2 separate regions of the Mus musculus genome follow, and region 1 is linked to region 2. The links are chromatin loops, found by intact Hi-C in ENCODE. Cell type or tissue: gastrocnemius. All regions are shown on one strand.

Region 1 (2,500 bases), 470 kb after region 2:
TGTAAACTATGAAAACCTACCCCCGAGGTCCATGTTGGTAACACCATATAACGGTAAAATGTCTCCTAGAAAAGGACCTTTAAAATTGCTCAAAAAGTATTTAATCATAAAATACTATTTCAGCAAAGACTAATTTCAATTCACAGAAAACTATGTATTTCAGATAAATATTCTAACTGTATTGTATTTACGTGACAAATAGTGAACCTTACTCCAGATTCCTCCAAAGTCATTTAATTTGACCATAAAGGGGACTCAAAGTATCAGTCATTATGTTTTGTCATCAACAGACTATGCCCTACACATCCTACAAAATGATGTCTGAAAAAAATCTCTGTACACACTGTAAAGAACAAGGCTACATTAAGCCCAAAGTGTGAAATAGTGTCACTAAGATGGGTTATTTTAATTATCATGTTTGTACTATATAAATAGTTATTTCAGAAACCATGATAAAAATGTTCCATCATGTTTCAATAATAGTAAACATTTTCATGTCTATCGTAAGACAAACAACACAGTTACATTTTGGCTACACAATATAGACATTCTTTCATCTGTTTTTATCCTATATGCTATGTAGTAAAATAGCAAATGTTTTGAACAATAGATGTTTTTCTATATTAATACAATTATATTACCTTTTCCTTTTTCCAATTATATTTTCCTTTTTATTTATTATTTATTCTTCTTTCCTAAAATACATGCCAATGTCAGCCTCTCTGTTTCCACTCCTCCCTTTTCCTCTCCCACTGATCCACTGCTTCTCTCTTTCTCTTCAGAAAAGAGCAGACCTCTCAGTGATATAAAAAATATATGGCATAACAAATGATAGTAAGACTAGGCACAATCCCTCATTTCCAGGCTAGATGAGGCAACTGAATATGAAAAGGGTCCCAAGAACAGGCAAAGGAATCAAAGATACCCACACTCTTACTGTTAGGAGCTCCACAAAATCCCCAAGCTAAGTAACCACAGGATGTATGCAGAGAACCTAGCACAGACCCATGCATGCCTTGTGCTTACTGCTTCAGTTTCTATGAGCCATGCTTAGTTGATTCTGTGGGCCATGTTCTCCTCACGTCCCCGACCCTTGCTCCCTCAATGTTTCCTCTCCCATGGGGCACCCCAAGCTTCGCCTAATGTTTGGGTGTGGGCCTCCTGAACTGCTTCCATCAGCTGCCAGAGGAAACCTCTCTGGTGTCAACTGGGCGAGGCACAGAAATATGCATATAGAAATAAAAATATCATTTCATTGACTTTTCTCCTCCTCCTCCTCCTCCTCCTCCTCCTCCTCCTCCTCCTCCTCCTCCTCCTCCTCCTCCTCCTCCTCCTCCTCCTCCTTGTCTTGTAACTCACATCAGATTCTGCCCTAGGTTTCTGAGCCATCTAGCTTTAGGTTTCTTGCTATTCAGTGTTAGGCATGGGCTCCCTCTTGTGGCTGGGGCCCCAAGTTAGACTGATCATTGGTTGGTCACTCCAACAAGCTCTGATCCTCCATTGCCCCAGCACATTTTACAGACAGAATAGGTGTGGGAGGTTTCCTGGCTGAATTGATGTCCCAGAGCCTTCACTGGTTAAAGAAGACCAGTTCGAATTCCAAATCCTCAATTACTCGGGGTCCTCGCTAGGGTTACTCTCATAATTTCCAGGATGTTTCCACTGCATTAGGTTTCCACATGGCCCCTTAACACCCCTTATTCCAGGCTTCTCCCTCTCCCTCTCCCTCTCCCTCTCCCTCTCCCTCTCCCTCTCCCTCCCCCTCCCCCCCCTCCCCCTCCCCCTCCCCCTCCCCCTCTCTCCCTCTCTCCTTTCTTTTCATCCCTGCCTTCCCAACCTTGTCCTGGTCCCTCCTGTTTTCATCCATACTTGTTTGCAGTCCACCTACAAAGTCTCTTCAATTTTTCCTTCCTAGAGAGATCTAGGTGCCCCCTAGAGCTCTCCTTCTTAATTTTCTTGTCTGGGTCTGTGGATTATTGTGTGATTTCCCTTTAATCAACAGCTAATTTCCTCTTATAAGTGAGGACATTTCTAGTTGGTCTTCTGAATATGGGTTGCCTTGCTCAGGAAGATTTTTTTTCTAGTTCATTTATTTGCCTGCAGATTTCATGATGCCATTTTTTCCTAGCAGCTGAGTAATATACTCTTGTGTCAATATATCACATTTTCTGCATCCATTCTTTGATATTATTGTATCTTTTTAAAAATTACTATAATTTAAACTATACCTCACCTTCACTTGAGCTATTACCTACAAAATTTCAAATCCCACTTCATTTTGAGGTTATTTCATGATAACTGTCTGTTTGTTTTTGAATTTCATGAGCTAAGTTTTTAACATATTCACAACCATCCCCAACTCCTTCCACATGTGCCAACCCACCCTTAGCTGCCAGTTTTGTTCTCTTTTTGTTGTGTTTTTTTTCCTTTGTCTTGTTTTAGTTTTTCATGCATCAAGTCTAATTTCTACTGCCCTTATATTCTTAATGTGAGGCTTTCA
Region 2 (2,500 bases):
CATGGAAAGTCATTATCTAGCCACATAGCAGAATTTGTATTTTTAACAAATACTAGAGGAGACCTTTTGTTTAGCCATTAAAAAATGTTTCAAATTCCATTTTAATTACCTTTAATTATTCTTAGGAACACATTAGGTGGATGCAAGTGTTCCTTGGTGCTCAGAACAGCTATGGACTTGTCTCCTGTATAGAAATCCCTGGGTTTGGACCCCAGTACCACATAAACAGAGAGTGGTGGCCTATACCTATAATACCAGCATTTGGGAGGTAGACATAGGATATATCTACTGAGACGCTCACAGTGGTCCTGAGGGTACACACTTGTTAGCAATGCTGTCTGCTTCTCAGGGATCTATACAATATTCTGTGTCACCTGGAGAACAAATAAAAAACCACAGCTTTCCTTACTACCTAAGGATAGCCTTCCTATCTGAAACTGCTAATGCAGACTGATTGGCATCTTGGGAGGCTCTAGATTCACAAGGAGACAAACCTGGTCATGGCTACGGAAGTTTACCTGGATTAGTTTGTTTAAGGTAGGAAGACCCTGGTGGATACAGGGGATGAAGTTGGCTGAACAGGAATATGCAACATTCTCTGCAAGCTGCCTCCAAGTTTTGCCATTTAAACTCCCTAATCATGAGGCACTTGGAGCTCAAGTGGTGAGCCCACACATTGTCTTCCTTACACTACCTTGACCATATTTTTTTCAGCAACAAGGCAAACAATAGTACAAAAACACAATAGTGAAAAAATGGTCTCACAAGTGTGTTGCCCTTGTAAGCTTGATGTTTCCTATAGAAACAATCTATATATCTACTTATCCTAGACAGGGAGCCCAGGACAGGACAAGATCAGAAACCACCAAAGTTCAACTCCTAACAGGAGCAGAAATAACTCAGAGACTGCATCACCAAAGTCCCTTTTCACCATTACAACCACCACCACCACTACCAAATACCCACCAAGCAGTGGTGACAGCTTGTAAAAGCTGGGAACTTGGAGCACAATGCTGGGTCTGCAGGCAGCTCAGCAGGATGAAGTGTTCCTTCTAAGTCAGTCTAGTCTCAGAGTCTGCGCACCAGCTCTGCTTGTCTGGTAATGACTTTCAGCAGCCTTTTTTGTTTATTCCAGGAAGGAGGTGTCCTTATAAATTAGGCCAGTCTCATGAACCTCCACAAGTTTTCTTTCTTCTTTTCTTTCTTTCTTTCTTTCTTTCTTTCTTTCTTTCTTTCTTTCTTTCTTTCTTTCTTTCTTTCTTTTAATTTCTGGCTTAAGGAGCCTCTCTGCAGGATACTAACGTTCAGCCTCAGGGGAGTCTGCACTACTATAAAGAATCAGAAAAGACATTGGAACCTTCAGCTAAAAAACACCTTAAAATGGTGTGAGCAGGGCTTACTAGGCCATGAGGATGGAATATTATGATTACAAAAATGTGGAGAGTGGAGGCCTGGCCAAGACTTTATCTCAACCTGAGCTAGGAACCACTTGTGTGATACCCAAGCCAGGGGCTTAGTGTATCCTGCCCATGTTTTAAGAGTTTGAGTGAGCCTTAATATAAAACAAATGAATAAATTTTTATTGATGGAAATTTTTCCAAAATATCATGGTATTAAGCTTACTGCTCTCATCCATATCTGCAGTTGTGGGTGCAAAATGAGCTGAAAAAAAATAAGAAAATATGGTTTTGTAAAGAAACCGTGGTGAGCAAATGTACACACTTTAAATTAAGGAGAATGAAGACATAAAAACATCTGTAATTTTTAAGTAGTTTAGTTCTTGTTGAAGAGAATGCTTGTGGTTTGCAAGACACTACCCAACCAACACTCTATTTGGTGAAAATACAAATTAATGAGAAATGAGAGAGACTAAACAATCATTGTCACTGAACAGGTAATTATAGAGAAGTTAACCCAGGAAGCTGAAGCCAGACAGTGAGTGGCAGTGTTTGGAGTCCATGCAAACGTTGTTTTCAGATGTTCATAAGTTGCCATGGAGACCCATGATGTTGAAACCGGTGGGGTTGACCCAGGACATACGTCAAATGTGCTACAGACAGCTCAGCTAGAAGGCTACTTAAGTCCTTTGGAGCCCAGATGATTCTATCATGAATTCCAGATGTGCGATATGGATTTTCAGAATTTGGTATTTTCCCTGCTGAGTGTGGTTATTGCTTTGATCCAGTTTTTCTTTGCACTACCCCATCTCTCTATTGTGGATAGGCAATGCTTAGTCTGCACCATTGTGTGTTGGAATTATGTAACTTTTTGATTTGTACAGTCAAGGAATTTCTGTGAGTCTCAGATGAGATTTGGACATTTAAAGAGTCTTTGGACTGTTAAGGACTACGAGGACTTCTGGAGTTGGACTGAACAGATGTGCTGTGATGTGGCTATGGCACTATAGAGCCCAGAGAAACCTTCCTTCCTTATCTTGTCTTTGCCAGGTATCTTGTCAAAAGAATGAGGCAAGCAACTAGTACATTATTACTTTATTGCT

What was found. Peaks named below come from ENCODE experiments on the same cell type or tissue, not always from the same donor. Only the 100,000 strongest peaks of a DNase experiment are listed, where the experiment ranks them.
Region 1: a loop joins it to region 2, with 11 times the contacts of the local background. A loop is called at or near these places in 9 of 42 quality-filtered maps.

Annotation. Positions count from the first base shown.
Region 1 is chr4:77,082,310-77,084,809 of GRCm38, reverse strand. The region is part of intron 7 of Ptprd (protein tyrosine phosphatase, receptor type, D); the gene reads left to right. Among named protein-coding and RNA genes, the nearest start is that of Gm38646, 230 kb to the left of the region's middle. In gastrocnemius, a CTCF peak has its summit at 1,443 (motif pointing left); a DNase peak (open chromatin) is centred at 1,438.
Region 2 is chr4:77,555,583-77,558,082 of GRCm38, reverse strand. The region is part of intron 3 of Ptprd (protein tyrosine phosphatase, receptor type, D); the gene reads left to right. Among named protein-coding and RNA genes, the nearest start is that of Gm38646, 250 kb to the right of the region's middle. In gastrocnemius, no CTCF peak of the experiment used is centred here; a DNase peak (open chromatin) is centred at 966.